2 separate regions of the Mus musculus genome follow, and region 1 is linked to region 2. The links are chromatin loops, found by intact Hi-C in ENCODE. Cell type or tissue: left cerebral cortex. All regions are shown on one strand.

Region 1 (8,000 bases), 120 kb before region 2:
ACTGGAGCTACTGAGGTGGCTCGGAGGCTAAGGATATTTGCACCCAAGCCTGACGACCTGAGTGCTGTCCCCAGAACCCTCGCGTTAAAAGACAACCATCTCCTGCAGCTTTGCCTTGCACCTCCACTTGCATGTTGCGGCACGTGTGCCTGCGCATGGGCACACGCGAAATAAATGCAATTTTCAAATGTTTTAAAGCATATCCACATAACTTTGCACAGATGTCAGGTTCGCCGATCCTAGAATTTATCCAAAGTAGGCAAAGGACACTGAGTTCTTTAGAAGTGTACTCACTGTTATGGAGACCGCGTTGGCATTGGGGTGTAGTGGGCAATACAGAACCTAAAGAAGCACGCGGGCGTATAGCAGCCATCAGTGGTGGAGGAAAAGAGGAAGTCGGATGCAGTCCTCCTGTCTCTAACCCTGCACTAAACATTTTTTCCAGGAGCTTCTCTTCACACATACACACACACACACACACAAAACAAAACAAAAAAAAAAAGGTCAGGCTGTTGTGTTGCCTTGTACAAATGAAAAGGAAATAGCAGGGAGATGGAGCATCTTTCTCAGCCAGGGCTCCTATCTGCATCTACCAAGATCCCACTACACAAACCTGGAGCATCAGCAGCATTGGGTGTGAGTGGTAAAGGACTCCGGTGCCCCTTGGGGGTAAGTATCCTTATGCTCATCATAGATAAATTTGCACAAGGGAGAAAGATTAACTTGGACCAATGGGGAGAAGTAGAAGAAAAGCCAATTTCATACCAATAGTCCTCCTGCAACCAAACTGTAATGGCACATGCCTGTAAGCCCATTTGGGAGGCTGAGGTCCAGAGTTAAAGACCAGTCAAGGCTGCAGAGTGAGACCAAAAATAAGTGTGTTATGAGTTAGTGATTTCCCAATCTTGAAAGCACTCAGTAAAGTGTTGAGAATAATGCACAAGAAATCCAAAGAAAAGCTGGAGTGTGGACTTGATTTTATTTGTAAGGTCTTGCTACTATGAGAGTTTGTGAATTATGTTTTCATAATATTAGCCAGTCCCACCCCAAACAGCCCTCTGTTCTATGGAGGATTAATTAAGAGATACAAGTAGGGATTGAAGTGATAATTTTCATTTTTCTCAGTATTGTATTTTATATTTGAGCCTTTTGCCTGCACGCATGTCTGTATACTGCTTGCATGCCTGATGCCTTCGGAGGCCAGAAAAGGGTATCACACCCCTGGAACTGGAGTTACATGCAGCTGTGAGCCCCTGTGTAGTCAGTGTGTACTGGGGATCTAACCCAGGTCCTCTGGAAGAGCAACCAGCATTCTTACTGCTGAGTCTCTAGCTTCAGCTGATGGCTTTTAAAAGCTCGTGTTCCCTGATAAGTCTTCAAAAATGGCAGCCTCTTCAGACTTCCTAATGTTTGCTCCATAAAGCTCTGCCGGAGGACATGCCATCTTTATTTGCAGTTGATATTTAGCACAGTACCTGCTTTCCTCCACCATGTGTCCCCTAAGATGACAAGGCCATAGCACCACCCCTCCCCCACAAGCCCTGACCTTAGTGTTTAAGGTTGAGACACAGGGCTTGGAGCTGCTGCTCCCTGTGGGTGACTCCAGAGAAAGGTCCCTTGTGATCAGGATGCCTGGAATGGAGGTTCAGGCCATTCAACTCCAAGAAGAAATCTAAGAGAAAGATGAAAGACTGTGTGTGTGTCTGGAGTTATAGGTGCCTGTGTATGTGTGTCTGTGTGTGTCTGTGTGTGTCTGTGTCTACCCAGTGTGGGTACTGGGAACTGAATTCAGGTCCTCTGATAGAGCAGCAAGTGTTCATCTTTGAGCCATCTCTTCAGCACCGCCCCCCACTTTTTCTTTTTCTCATATGTAGCCCACATTGTCCTTGAACTTAAGGTCCTCCCGCTTTAACCAGAATGCTGGGATTAATAACATGAGACATTGTGCCCAACTCTGAAATCACCTATTTTGCAAAGTAAGGACTTTTCACAGAGCACAGCTACTCTGTGCTTATTTTATAGAATGGATGTTTCTGTCCTTGTGCTCCTGAGCTATCTTCTGAAATGTTTAAGGGTTAAGCATTGCACACACACAGCAAGCGTTGCTGGTCTTGCCAACTGGGTGTAGGTTTATTGTGTGTCTTCCAACTGTTCCCTGGGCTCTGCAATTTCACCATGCAGTTATGTAATGCACAGCTACAGACTGGCAGATCTGCCCTTGCCCAGAGCTGGGAGGTCTGTGGAAGGCTTGATAGAAGCAAGTGTTAGATCTCACTAGACCTTATACTGATGGTGGGCAAGTCACATGGGTTCTGAAGGCTGTGTTGTAAAGGTGGGAAGAGTCACACCGAAATGCTGAGAGCCTCACAATCATGTCTGGTATCTGGAAGATATTTGGCTTTTAGAAACAAGAATGCCCTTCTGTCCCCTATTTCTCCATCAAGAAGAGGAGAATAAATCACCATAGACCAGAGGCTAAAAATGATGCTTCCACATGGAAGTATTTGGATTCCTAGTTCCCATACATGCATGCACACACAGTTAAGGCACTTCAGTGACTAAGATGTGCTTATCTGCACTCTTCTTGTAGCCTGGCACCCCTGAATCAATGAGAGGATGCAGGATTCCAGGAGCATATAGCTTGTAGGCAGGTCCAAGGCCTGTTGCCACAGGAGTCCTTTCAGCTGGAGGATTAGAGAGATCTGGCTCTTTTTTTTTCCTTCTCTTTTGAATTTGTGAATCTTTTTGCTTTTTATATTTTTGCCTTTAGTTGTTATCCTGTGTGTAGGTGATGTGTATGTGTGAGTGTGCACAGGTGACAGCTTGTGTGGGGAGGTCAGAGGACAGCTTGGTGCACTCGGCTCTCTCTGCTCACATTTCTATGTGGGTTCCAGGGACTGAACTCATGTCATTAGAATTTTGTGGCAAGTATCTACCACTGAACCCTATTGTTGGTCCTAGTGTTGGGGGTGCAGGGTTGGCGGGGTGGGGATGCCAGGGGAGGTTAATGTAGGCCAACCTGTGTAGGCCTAACTGGCTTTGAACTTGCAGAAATCCTCTGATTACAGGCATGCACCATCACACCTGTAATCATTATTTTTATATTTGAAGAAAAAATATTTTAGAGGTTTTTGGTTTGTTTTTTTTTTAATTTTGTGTATGTGAATGTTTTGCCTGAAAGTATGTATGTGTGTAACTGGTGCCTACAGAGGAGGAGGAGGAGCGGATCTCTTGGAACTGGAATTATAGATGGTTGTCAGCAACCTTGCAGGTTTTGGGACCCAAACCTGGCCCTCTGCAAGGCCCTCCAGTTCCTGTTTTTATATTTCAAATGGATAAGTTAGTCTCCTGGATTTATTTTTTTAAAGATTTATTTATTTTATGTATATGAGTACACTGTAGTTTTGAGTCTTCATGCGGTTGTTGGGAATTGAATTTAGGATCTCTGCTTGCTCTGGTCGGCCCTGCTCATTTTTAATTATAAATAAGTACACTGTAGCTATCTTCAGACACACCAGAAGAGGGCATCAGATCTCATTATAGGTGGTTGTGAGCCACCATGTGGTTGCTGGGATTTGAACTCAGGACCTTCAGAAGAGCAGTCGGTGCTCATACTCACTGAGTCATCTCTCCAGTCCGTCTCCTGGATTTATAATCCAGTTTTTGTTTCTTTTGTTTTTGAGACAGAGTCTCACTGTGTAGCTCTGGCTGGCCTGGAACTCACTATGTAGACCAGGCTACCTCCTGAGCACTGGAATTAAAAGTGTGTGTACTACCATGCCCAGCCTATAGCCTATTTTAATGCTTTATCTTTACTTTAGTTTTTAATTTTCTTTTTAAATTTTATTTTACATGTGTGACTGCTTTGTGTTCCTGCATGTGTATATGTGTACCATGTGTGCACATGGTGCTGGTGGGGGTCAGAAGAAAGTATCAGGTCCCCTGAGCTACAGGGGGTTGTGAGCCACCATGTGGATGCTGGGAATTAAGCCCAGGGCCTCTGCAAGAGCAGCCAGTGCTCTTAACTGCTGAGCCATCTCTCCAGCCCCTTATTTTGGTTTTTGGTACAGGGTCTCCTGCATGTACCAAAGCACTCATGTAGATAGAGATGGGAGCACAGCTTCCGGGAGTAGAGTCTCCCCTTCCATAATGGGAAGCAGGGGTTGAACTTGGGTCATTATTAGGTTTGCACAGCAAGCTCCTCTACCTGCTGAGGTCTTCCAGCCTCTATTCAGTAAATCTCATCTGAACCCTTTTCACATTTTTCCCAGTTTATCCAAAATAAACTGTGTTAATTTTGTGTTTATTCAGAACCCCACTTATCCGATTGAGCATCTCTTCTGGGGTCGCACATTACACAAGGATGTTGACTCCTTAGCACATCCTGTTTCTCGGCCAGAAGCAGGATCTAAAGACTTCCTGGATCCAAGCTAACCCTAGGCAATACCTCGAAGGCGGTTGGGACAGTGGTCCATATGTGTCACTTTCTACTAGAGGGACCTTGTCCCTGTATTACCTTATTCCTTGGTGGCTTAAGTAACAAATAAATAGTCCTAGAATTTGAAAATGTCAGTTTTACTATTATTCAGGTGTGATGATCAGGAGGCAACTGTACCAGAATGAGATTTGTCACTCATAGTTCCCCAGAAGAGGGGGCTTGCCGTGCCACACAGAACCACACTGGGAAACGCTAGGGTTTGCAGGGAGTGAGGGGAAACCATGGCAATGCTCTTTTTGCTGTTTCCATGGAAATGATAGGCAAGACAGACCATGGACAATCTGGGGAGTATGGGGGGGGGGTCTAGCTGTGATTATGGCAGACTAGGGCCTGGAGAATAACAGCCTTGATGAAAAGAGTTGGGGTCTGAGGGAAGCATGAGGTGTAAGCCTCTGCTACTAGCTCTCCAGAAGGGGAGGCAGGAGGATCATGGGTTTAAAGCCAGCCTGAGTTAGGTCAGAGACTCCAAAGGAGGAGAGCAATGGGGAATGTGGGCTTCGGGTCAGGAGCACTAGGATGCCAGGAGGAAGGTGATTGGGAATATAGGCTCTGGGCCGGGAGCACTGGGAAGCCAGGGTTTTTAATGTCTGTCTCTAGGAGAAGAGCAATCTCTGAAGGGCCCACAGTGTCCCAGCTGCAGAAACTAATCAGGTTTGATGGCACACACATATAATCCCAGTATGGGAAAGGGGTTTGGGGGGGATGCTAAAGCAGGAGAATTGCTACGAGCAGGTACAGGGTGGGGGACACACTAAACAAACCTAAAAAGCTAGGATAAATATAACTGCAGTTCATTGGATAACGTTTTCCTTTATCAGTCCTTTTACACTGAACTGGGATTTGTCCACTTAAAAAAAACCCTTTGGGGCTGGAGAGATGGCTCAGTGATCAGGAGCACTGGCTGCTCTTGTAGAGGATCTGGGTTTGATTTCCAGCACCCACATGGGGGTTCACAACTGTAACTCTGGTTCTAGGAGGTTCTGCGCCTCTGTAGGTACTACATATAAGTGGTACACAGACATGTTCTATGGCATACACATAAAATAAATATCTTTAAAAAGCCGACATTGTGGCTGGAGACGTGGCTTAGCGATTAGGAGCACTCACTATTCTTGGAAAGAACCTGGATTAGTTCTTAGCACCCACACAGAGGTCCACACACAACCATCTATCCCAGCTCCGGAGAGCTGGGCCCCCTTTCAGGCCTAGGCAAGCACCAGGCAAATTCATGATGCACATACATGCAGACAAAATGCTCATATACATAACCAATTTTAAAGTAAATCTTTTTAGAAAATGTTTTGCCAGGTGTGGTGTTGTACTTCTTTAATTCCAGCACCCAGGAGGCAGAAGCGAATGGACTCTGAGTAAAAGACCAGCCTGGTCTATGTAGGGAGTTCCAGGCTAGCCAGAGTGACATAGTGAGGCCTGACTCAAGAAAAAGAAAAGAAAAAGTTTTGACTCAAAGGCTAAGATGGAAGGATTTTGAGTTATAAGCTAACCAAAGGTATGTAAGCATGACTCTATCTCAAAGTAATGAATTCAAATAAGAAGTTTTCCCTTGGAAATTAAAAGCTTTGGCAATTTTAGGTAAAACTAAATAAAGGGGACACAGAAGAGAGCTTTTGGGGGACAGAGATTGAAATAGAATGAAGTACAGTGACAGATGTGTGGAAATACTATCATGAAATCCATCGCCATGGTAAACATGCTTCACTAAACCATCAGCTGTTACTGCTGCGGCCCAGAGACTTGACTTTCTAAGTGTGTGGGATCTCAAGTACTCTTGGTTTTATGGTTGGGAACGGAGAAGAAGAAGGAGGAAGAAGAGGAGCAGCAGCAGCAGCAACAGCAAAAGTGAAAACAAAACAACAACAACAACAACAACAACAAAAAACAGGTTTACTAAAAGCAAAGGAGAACAGCAGACCAAACGGTTGGTTGATGGGCAGAGTGGTGAGGAATAATAACCTGGCAGGCATTATTCAGACTGGATGGAAAGCCAGCAGATTTGGGGACAAATGCTAACACCCTCACTCCAGATATCACAATAAGCCTTTTGTTGCTACTGTTTTATTGCTAGAGTGATGCCCACTGTCAGTAGCTATAGCATCCCAATCATTCCGAGTGTGTTTGGGAGCGTGGCTTACTCCTCACTAAGTGAGGGCAACACAGAGTGGTGGATACTCTGCCTCACAGGCCCAGAGTCTAATAAGGAAACAGAACTGCTAGTAAGGATGAATGGCAATTGTGCCTCTGGCCTAGGCCTGTGCCTGGGGGGACTTCCCTGAGGCAATGACACTTGGTCAAACTTGGTAGAAGGTAGAAGGCTCACTTATGTTCCAAGATGTCTGTCTCCATGCAAGAGTGACAGGACCTCCCCCAGCAGGGGAATCATCAGGTCAGGGTTAAGAAAGTCTGTACTGGGTATAGAGAAGGGCCTGGGATGTAGAGATAGATGCCCATCGGGTGATGGAGTTATTACCGCCTGGGGAAGCCTAGCTGGCGTGTAGACCCATACTGAACGTGTAAAGACAAGGAAAGATACAGAGGGCCCAACAGAACTCTTGGTGTGTAGGGTGAAGGTAAGGGCCACGTGCAGCCCAGCCCTGGGCTGACCTTTCTCCTTGACCTTTTTCTTTATATAACACCCTAATGCTGCTGAGCTTAATCAGGCCTGTCAGTCGAACATACCCCTTCCTGATGATGGTGAAGAGCGAAAGGATAAGCCATCTATTTCCAGAACCTAAAGAGGTTTAGGATTAAAAAAAAAAAAAAAAAAACAAGAAACAAAAGCTTTCAATTAGCTATTCCTCTCTTTGCACCTTGCCCAGGCCAGCTGGATGGCTCGTGCATCTTTGGGACCCTCTGAGAAGATTGGAGCTCCCAGCTAATGCTAGAACTGCTGAAGTGGGCAATCTGCCATCTCGATAATCCAATCAGCTCCCTGCTCCTCAAATCTGATTTGGTTTTTAGACACTGAGACCTAACAGCTGGGCACAGATCCCTACAAATTCCCCCCCCGGGGCAGCCAGGGGCCTCACCCTTGCCCTGTGGGGTTATCTGATAGGATTGCACCAGGTCCCTCAGAGCGTGGGCTGGCTGCTCACTGTCGAAAAGCACAGGTACCCTCTCGTGACTTCTCTGGCCAGCTCAACTGGGTGGTGACAAATTACAAGGTAAGTGAGCAGCAAACCCAGGCATTCTCAGAAACCAGAGTGGACATGGGGTGGGAGTCTGGGGGTGGGACAACAAGGACAGACATGCGCTTCTGCATGTTTGCTGGGGTTCGCTACCTCTGACTGCCACAGGTTTTGCTTGGAAAGGAAACTTGGAGGGCATTTAGTCCCAAACCATGAGATGGCTTTGCCTATCTGCCAGTCTGAGAGGAAACAGATATGCTGAGTGGAAAGAAAGGCCTGCTTGGTGGAACTAGGGCTCTCATGTGCCTCTGACAGCTGCTTTTGGGGAGCAGTCATACGGCATATTTCAGGAATATTTT
Region 2 (8,000 bases):
GTTTTTGACCTCATGAATGGAGGACCACACCTTGGGTAGGGATTGTGTGAGACTTTCCATTCTAGGAATTTACAATATTTTGTAGATAAGACATACTCGTTTTAAAAGGATCAAAAATAAGATTTTTTTTTTTAAGTTCTGGAGAGATGGCTTAGTGCATATGAGCATTGGCTGTTCTTGAGAGGACCCAAGTTTGATTCCCAATATGTAAATGACAGCTCACAACTGTTAGCATTCTGTCTAAGCTTCACCCCACAGTTACTTGGCAACAGCCTGATTCACTATAAAAGGGGCTGCTTGTCCCTCCTAGCTCTTTGGTTCTCGCTTTCTCTTGCTCCTGTCTTGCTCTTTCTCTGCTTCCTTTCCTACCTCTCTCTCCATTCCCTCCCCTCTCCATGTGCTGATGGCCGACCGCTCTACTCCTCTACCCCTCTCTTTCTCTCTGTCTCTGTCTCTCTCTTCCTTTCTCTGCCTCTACTACCCTCTTGACTCCTCTCCCCATGTCCCAAATAACTCTATTCTATGCTATACCATTGTGTGGTTGGTCCCTTAGGGGGAAGGGATACCTCAGCATTGGCCCATCAAGGCACTCCTTTTCCCCCACACTTCATCACACCTCCATAGAACATATTTCCTCCTCTCTTTATCTTTTTATAGACACATCATATTGACTGTTTATAATTCCAGTCACAGAGTATTATTCAACACCTTCTTCTTGCCTCTGTAGACACTGTACCCGTGGTGCATGAACATACATATAAGCAAAACAGCAGTATACATAAAATAAAAATGCATTTTTATAAAGAAATTTTTAAATAGCAAAGTTCAACTGCCCCTCTCAAAAGTCTGCTTATGAAGGACCTGCTCCTAATAGATGGTAGGTGTTTGCATCTCCCATTGCAAAAGCACCACACAAGAGTGAACATGCATGCGCAACTACTCTAGTTGCTACGTACAGCATGTTCACATGTATCAGCTCCTGTGCTTGGGACATTTCTGTGCTGGTGCTTACAGACCTGCCTTGCTCTCTGGACTGCCCGCTTAGTTCTCGGGAAGCCTTTTTCCAGTAAAACCAAGGGGACTTTTCCATCTCAGCACAGTGGGATCTTCATGCAGGTGCAGTGCTCGCCTGCCAGCCAGGGAGACGTGGCCTTCCCTTTTAGTTTTGTACTTTCCACAGGTTTGCAAGAAACATTTGTTCTTGTAAGGTAGGACTCAGAGGGCATGCCAGCATTTGGGGAGATTGAAATGGGAGGTGCTTGCAGCCCCTACTTCCATTGTGAGTTTGGGAGGAGCTTAGGAGAGGTTCTTTTAGAGCCAGATATTGCTATAGCTTGAGCCTGGACTTCTCTGTGTGCCTAAGCTGTGGGGCTCATGGGTGTTGGGCCTTCAATGTTCTTTCTTGTTTTTGTTTTTTTGTTTCTTATTTTTGTTTTGTTTTTCTGCTCTTTCTCACTTGCTGCACAGCTTGCTGGAAGACAGTCACTAGTGGCTTCCTACAGGCTGTTTGTTCAAAGGCAGCATTCCTGAAATTCTGCAGATACCTGTTTTCTGAATGGCACAGATCCATTCTTTCTGAGGTTAATGAGGAACTAGTCTCAGTTCGGCAGGGATATTAAAAGTACCGTATCTGCTGATTGTACTACACTGAACAGGCTCAGGTAGGGATATTGTTTGAAAACTCCACTGTGCTGTGTGGCAGGCAAGCTGGACTTTGATGTGTAAGAGCTCCCTGATATATCGCTGGAGCTAAGCAGAGGGTGGTGTGACAGAGGTCTAGTAGAGATGGCTTGGCAGCTGGTGTACTCATTTCCTGTTTCTGGGAAGCACCTGATATCATACACTTGGTTAACTACCTGAGTTCTGGCCTTGGTTGACCACTGCTTCTCTAGAGAGCAGGGATCCTCATTGGTGAACATTTAAAGGATACATGTAAATATTTTTCTTACCCTTTGGAAGTCAATGCAATCTTGATGCTCAGAACTTATTTGAACCATGGTTCAAATCTGAGGCACTGTCTTGTTGCCCATCCTAGCTTGTGTTCAGAGGACTTCCTCTGCAGCCAGCTCCATTAGAGACAGAGTCTGCAAGGTCCCTGGTGAGAAGGCAGCATATGTAAATAGTTACTTGAATGGAGGGAGGCACTGGTTTCTTTGGGATCCGAAGTAAGGGAGACTATGTTAAGCTAGTGATTTAGTGTCTCCAATGTGCTAGCTTCTGAGGAGGTCCAGTGTGCCCACTTTATACTCTTGCCTTCACCTTTTCCTATATACATGATAGGGACTAGGTCAGACCTTGGTGGAGCTGAGGGCATCAGATACTTATCAGAGAGGGCTCCTATTATTTGCTGAGATATTTGACTCTTTTCTCTTAATTAGCAAGCCATTAGACAAAACATATGATAGAACTCTTGTTTGAGAAGGTTTTATTGGAGACTCCTTAAGGACTCAGAGCAGCAATGGAGGCTGAGCCAAGCTGCCCTTACTCGGGGAGGGGAGGGCTGGGCTAGCACATGAATGAGGAAAGCAAGAGTTGGGGTTCTTGGGCCTGGTATTTAGCTGGGATATGGAAGACTGTGCCACAAGTCCTTCTAGGAGCTGACATCAAGTGAGAATGTCGTGGTACCCTGAAATGTGTGTATTATCTCCTCCCTGTTTCTGGTTGGAGGAGCTGCTGGGATCTGACATTGCCATCATTCATGTAGACAAAAATGGGCCCTGAGCAGAGGGGTTTGGCAGACAGACATCTAGGCCACCTTGTCGACCTTATATATACATATCTGGGCTTAGCCACATGGAACAGGGTGTCCCCTCAGTGTAGGACAGAGAAACCCGTCATTTGTCTTTTAAAGTGCACTCATTTCCCTGGCTTCCCATTCTTCTACAGCTTACGGTTATTTCAGAAGTTTGACACCTTCCGGATTCTGGTTTGTGGCGGGGATGGCAGTGTTGGCTGGGTCCTCTCTGAAATCGATAGCCTCAACCTTCACAAACAGGTACTACAAACAGGTGTTGAGGGGCACCCCACTGTGATGGATGAATGGGAAAATCATGTAGGTTAAGGGAGCTGTAAAAACAACTTGGCATCAGGCTCCATGTGGGGGATGAGTATGGGGGCTGTAGTCCCCTAAGCGCCACCTCTTTCCTGGGAGGTGATGTACCTAATTGCTAGATGCCTCTGTCTTAAGAGGAGAGGAAGAATCTTCAACCTCTATAAAGTTTGAGTTGCAGTTCATTGAACCTAATTGCCTAGTTTTTAACACTAAAATAAAGATATATTATCCTGATTTCTTCCTGTGTTCATTGATTTTTTTACCCTCAGTCCTTCTTTTTGGCAATTAGCCGTTGTGCCTACTGTCATAGCCGTCACTCAGATTGTGTCAAAATGCAGCCTGCTAGTTGGTTACTGAACTGTTGAAATAGCAGTATGTGTGGATTTCCGTATTCTGCTCCAGGAACAGCTCAGAGTGGCAGTTTTCCATGGGATGTAGTGGGAGGACCTGAGTTAGCACTTTTCCCCTCATGCAGGAGCTCGAGGACTGTGACAACCTTGCAGAAATCCTGTTCACATTATGGAATCTTCTCTTTTGAGGAGCCCCTTATTTAAATTTTTAGTGCCAAATTGCACTTGTCAGGGATGCTCCAGTTCACATTCCAGGTGACATGGGACCTTGCCTTGCCTTGTCTTGCTCAGGTGTGTAAACAGAAAGTGTTCATTTTACAGTAACGTCAAGGGCAGCCTTATTGGAATGCTGTTTTAAACCAATCCCCTGCTCATGGTTTTTACGTCTGTCAGTAAAGATCAGCTTTTTTCCTGCCAGGCGGTGGTGGCGCGTGCTTTTAAGCCCAACGCTTAGGAGACAGAGAGGCAGGTGGATCTCTGTGAATTCCAAGTCAGCCTGGTCTACAGAGTTCCAGGATAGCCAGGGCTACACAGAGGAATACGGTCTTGAAATGACAACAACACAACAAAACAAAACAAACATATTTCCCTAGTTTTCTGGCTTATCATTTTTATTTTCTTTATGATTTTTTGTTGTTGTTGTTCTTTAGTTTTCAGTGATTTTGTGTTCATTGTCTAGTTTTACTCACCAATCATAATTTGTGTATTGTCTGGAGAAGAGACGGTCCAGGGTTTACTGATAGCCACACCATAACTCTAGGAAAAGCTTCAGCACCCCCCAGTGGTGGGACTATAGTTACAGTTTTGTTGATTGGCTTTTGAGCTGAATGTTTGTTTGGCTTGCAGAAATGCTATGAATGTGGTTCTGGTACTCAGTCAAGTTCTGTAAACACTTGTCTCCTATGGCTTCTTTGTGCTTCTTGGAGCTCTGTGTACTCTCTCCTGCACCCCTAGCTTCCCCAGCCCTCTATGGGGTAGTGTTTCTTCCCCTGGCCTCTAGTACATGCTATATGGTCAAACTTCATGGGTCCCACTCTCATCTTTCACACTTTTCCTATGGGGAAAGCTTGTGACTCACTGGAGTTTGATGCCATGCCAATTTGGGGGACACTCTGGGGTTTCTGGGTATTGTAATGTTGCAGGTTTCCAACCTTGCTTTTCACTCAGCTCCTACTTTGCCCGAAAGTCTTCATGCATTCAAGACCCAAGGAGAAGCCCCCAACTATTCCTGATATCTTCGTCTTCCTTTTTCCCTACTTCAAGCTAGTTGCTGGCTTGCCCACATGATCCCAGCCTTCTTGTATCTTCCTTAGTCTGGGCCATCCATAGGCTGCTGAGAGTAACCCTCCCTAGGACAGTTATAACCCTTGGTCCTCCCTGCTGACAGCAGACTTTACTAGACCCCATATTTGCCCCTTCCTTCTCTGTTCTGCCTTCTTCCCTTACTTTTGCCCTCTGTTAAGTCTAGGAGGAGATAGCAGGGCTAGGGGCAATTTAGGAAACCACTACCTTACAGGTAAATACAGGACACAGACTAGGTCTTGTATGTTCAGACAGCCTTAGCATGGCTTCTGATAGGACCTATAAGTTGGGGGGTGGGGGGGGGTGACTTTTAGTGGTGTGGCATCAATGAGTGAGATGTACAGTAGGGTAGAGAGATGTTTGAGGAGTTATAGATTGACTCTTTAGGTCTGAGTATTTCAGTGTCTTTGGGAAGGGAGGGGTTATAGAAACCAGCAAGGTTTGATTGCCAAGACATGTTGAATAAGTGAGGAAGGGCTGGGGATCCTGGTATCTGCTGGTGATCACAAAGCCCATCTGTCCCCTCTAGTGGGCTCTACTGAGAAGGTACAGGCCACATACTTCAAATCAGACTTCCTACACTTATTGTGGCTATTGATGGTGTCAACAGAGTGTGTACTGCATGAGAATGGTTCTTAGACTTGCTGTCTAAGGAATGTTTTCCTCACTGTTTTCCACCAGTGTCAGCTAGGTGTGCTGCCCCTGGGGACAGGGAACGACCTGGCCCGTGTTCTTGGCTGGGGCTCTGCCTGTGATGATGATACACAGCTTCCTCAGATCTTGGCAAAGCTGGAGAGGGCCAGCACTAAGATGCTGGACAGGTGAGTGGGGCAGCCAGGATGTGTGAATGGCAGCTGGACCAAGAAGCATTGGCCTCTGTGGCCAAGCTTCATACTCTAAGACTTGTGAGGACTAAGACTAGCCCTAGTCTCAAGAAAACCAGAAAACTCAAACAGTCAGAATACAACTAAGATAAAGGCACCAGACTATGACATTGGAGCAGTGAGGGGTTGGTTGGGGGATGGGGCCCTGCAGATCCCTGGGTGTTAGTGGGTATTCTGCAGCTGAGCTGACTTTGGGCCTGTGCAGGTGGAGTGTCATGGCATATGAGACCAAGCTCCCTCGGCAGGCCTCCTCCTCCACTGTCACTGAGGACTTCAGCGAGGACTCAGAGGTACCACCATTTGCTTGCTCTTTCTCTTGTAGTGCTGGGAATGGCACTTCAATTCTCACACTTGGCACTGAGCTGACCCCCAGTCCACCACCTGCTATTTAAGCCCCACATGTGATTGTCATGTACTCAGCTTTTTTACTACATCCTTGTCCCTTTTGTGGTTCTGAAGGAGTGCAGGAAGAGCCTTGGGCTGAGATTGAGGCTGAGCAGGCTCAACTCTAGGGCTTCATGACTGTTGGGAGGTGCTTTCCGATGCCTAACCCCTTGTGACATCTTATGCTCAGCACTTATGCAGTCTGCTGTTCTTCCTATACAGCCTCCTCCTGTCTGCTTCCGGAAGTCTCCATGCTCATCTGTCTCTCTCTGACATCTGTGCTGCCCTTGTAGTTAGCACACACCGCTTCAGCACCAGTTCCAGTCCTCTGTGCTGAGCAGTGGCCACTCCAGGGATTCAGTTCTGAGATCCTGATTTGTGTTTATGTCCTAACTGCTCCGCTGGGCACATGCAGTGTTGGTCCTGCTAGGTGACTGGTCTGACAAGCCCAAGGGGTCAAGGACAGTAGCAGTCAGCAAGCCAAGCCAAGCCTACTTTTTATGGCTTCACAGGTGGAGCGTGGCCTGTGCTTTTGTTTTGAGAATATTTGTGTGGAGCCTGAGAAAAGTACCCAGGAAAATGTCTGAGACTGGCACAGATAGTTTCTCTTTGACCTGTGAGAAGGTTTGCTTGCTATGGGGTGGACAGAGAACGGTGGAGCTGAGAGACAGAGTTCCTGGTCAGGGCAAAAGGAAGCTTCTGCACTGCCTGGCCACGAGCGAGCGCACTACTGAAGGTAGACTGGGGTTTACGCCAGGGCTTTCAGGCTTTCTCACTGTCCTGCCTGAAGAGCCATAGTCTGTCGGGGGCTCTGATAGGGATTGTTTAGTTCTGACTCATCATTTAGTCTGTCCACAGGTTGGTGACACTTTTGTCCTCGCTCCCTTAGCGGTGGACAGCCCTGATAGTGTTTAGAGATGGTCTGTTCTGTGAGAGGATGGACCAGAAGGGCCGAAGAAAACTCCCAAGTCAGACACTAATGGCGCTCACAGTAGACTGTGGGACTAACTGCCCCCTGTTTTGGTATGATTATAGGTGCAGCAAATTCTCTTCTATGAAGACTCAGTCGCAGCTCATCTTTCTAAAATCTTAACTTCGGACCAGCATTCTGTGGTGATCTCATCAGCCAAGTGAGTAGTGGGGCTCTGGGGACTCAGAGAGGCGGCACGCTGCTGCTCTGCAGGGTCCCAGCCAAGCTGCCTTCTGTCCTACAGAGTGCTCTGTGAGACAGTGAAGGACTTTGTGGCTCGAGTGGGCAAGGCCTATGAGAAGACGACAGAGAGCTCGCAGGAGTCAGAGGTCATGGCCAAGAAGGTAGGTTCCCAGGCACAGGGTAGGTGGAGCAGCTGGTGCAGAGGAGCTTGCTCTCATGCTGCTATTTCTTGAATCCAGTGCTCTGTCTTGAAAGAGAAACTGGACTCTCTCCTCAAGACCTTGGATGACGAGTCTCAGGCTTCATCCTCTCTGTCTAACCCACCTCCTACCATTGCTGAGGAGGCTGAGGATGGGGACGGATCAGGCAACATCTGTAGCTCTACTGGGGACCATTTGGTGGGCTCGGCATGCCCCTCCCGGCCACAGATCTTCCGGCCCCGGGAGCAGCTAATGCTGAGAGCCAACAGCCTGAAGAAAGCAATTCGCCAGATTATAGAGCACACAGAAAAAGGTAATGGGTCTCTGAGTCCCTAGGTGTCACTGGAGTTCCCAGATTCCCTGGATGTAGTTATAGACCCAAGGACTTCCCCACCTCCATCTTCATATGACAGTTCCCAAACCCTGTCGACCATTCACTCTCTCCTACCTACCCTCTCACTGCCCTAGGACCACACTTGACACGGTGCTCTCCCTCTCACTTTACCAACTCTGTTCCTGTCATTCTGAGCAGCTCCACCTCTGATTGCTTCAGACCCTGTGGTCACACCGTACCTGGTCACCGGTGTGACCATACCACACACTCTCCTGCTAGGGCCTCTAGTTACTCTCTTCACCTCCACAACTTCCTGTCTCAGAGTCCTTCTCTCCAGCCTG

What was found. A loop is a pair of places that touch in the nucleus more often than their neighbours do. Peaks named below come from ENCODE experiments on the same cell type or tissue, not always from the same donor. Only the 100,000 strongest peaks of a DNase experiment are listed, where the experiment ranks them.
Region 1: a loop joins it to region 2, with 2.3 times the contacts of the local background. A loop is called at or near these places in 7 of 42 quality-filtered maps.

Annotation. Positions count from the first base shown.
Region 1 is chr1:87,796,336-87,804,335 of GRCm38, forward strand. Sag (S-antigen, retina and pineal gland (arrestin)) reads left to right here and starts at 7,345. Exons shown (of 16, transcript NM_009118.2): 1 at 7,345-7,677. In left cerebral cortex, CTCF peaks have their summits at 1,354 and 3,537 (motif pointing right); a DNase peak (open chromatin) is centred at 2,169; H3K27ac peaks cover 1,068 bases.
Region 2 is chr1:87,918,687-87,926,686 of GRCm38, forward strand. Dgkd (diacylglycerol kinase, delta) reads left to right here. Exons shown (of 30, transcript NM_177646.3): 9 at 1-35; 10 at 2,887-2,995; 11 at 5,386-5,525; 12 at 5,794-5,878; 13 at 7,008-7,102; 14 at 7,187-7,286; 15 at 7,365-7,638. Among named protein-coding and RNA genes, the nearest start is that of Gm19582, 68 kb to the left of the region's middle. In left cerebral cortex, a CTCF peak has its summit at 4,191 (motif pointing left); DNase peaks (open chromatin) are centred at 3,504 and 4,183.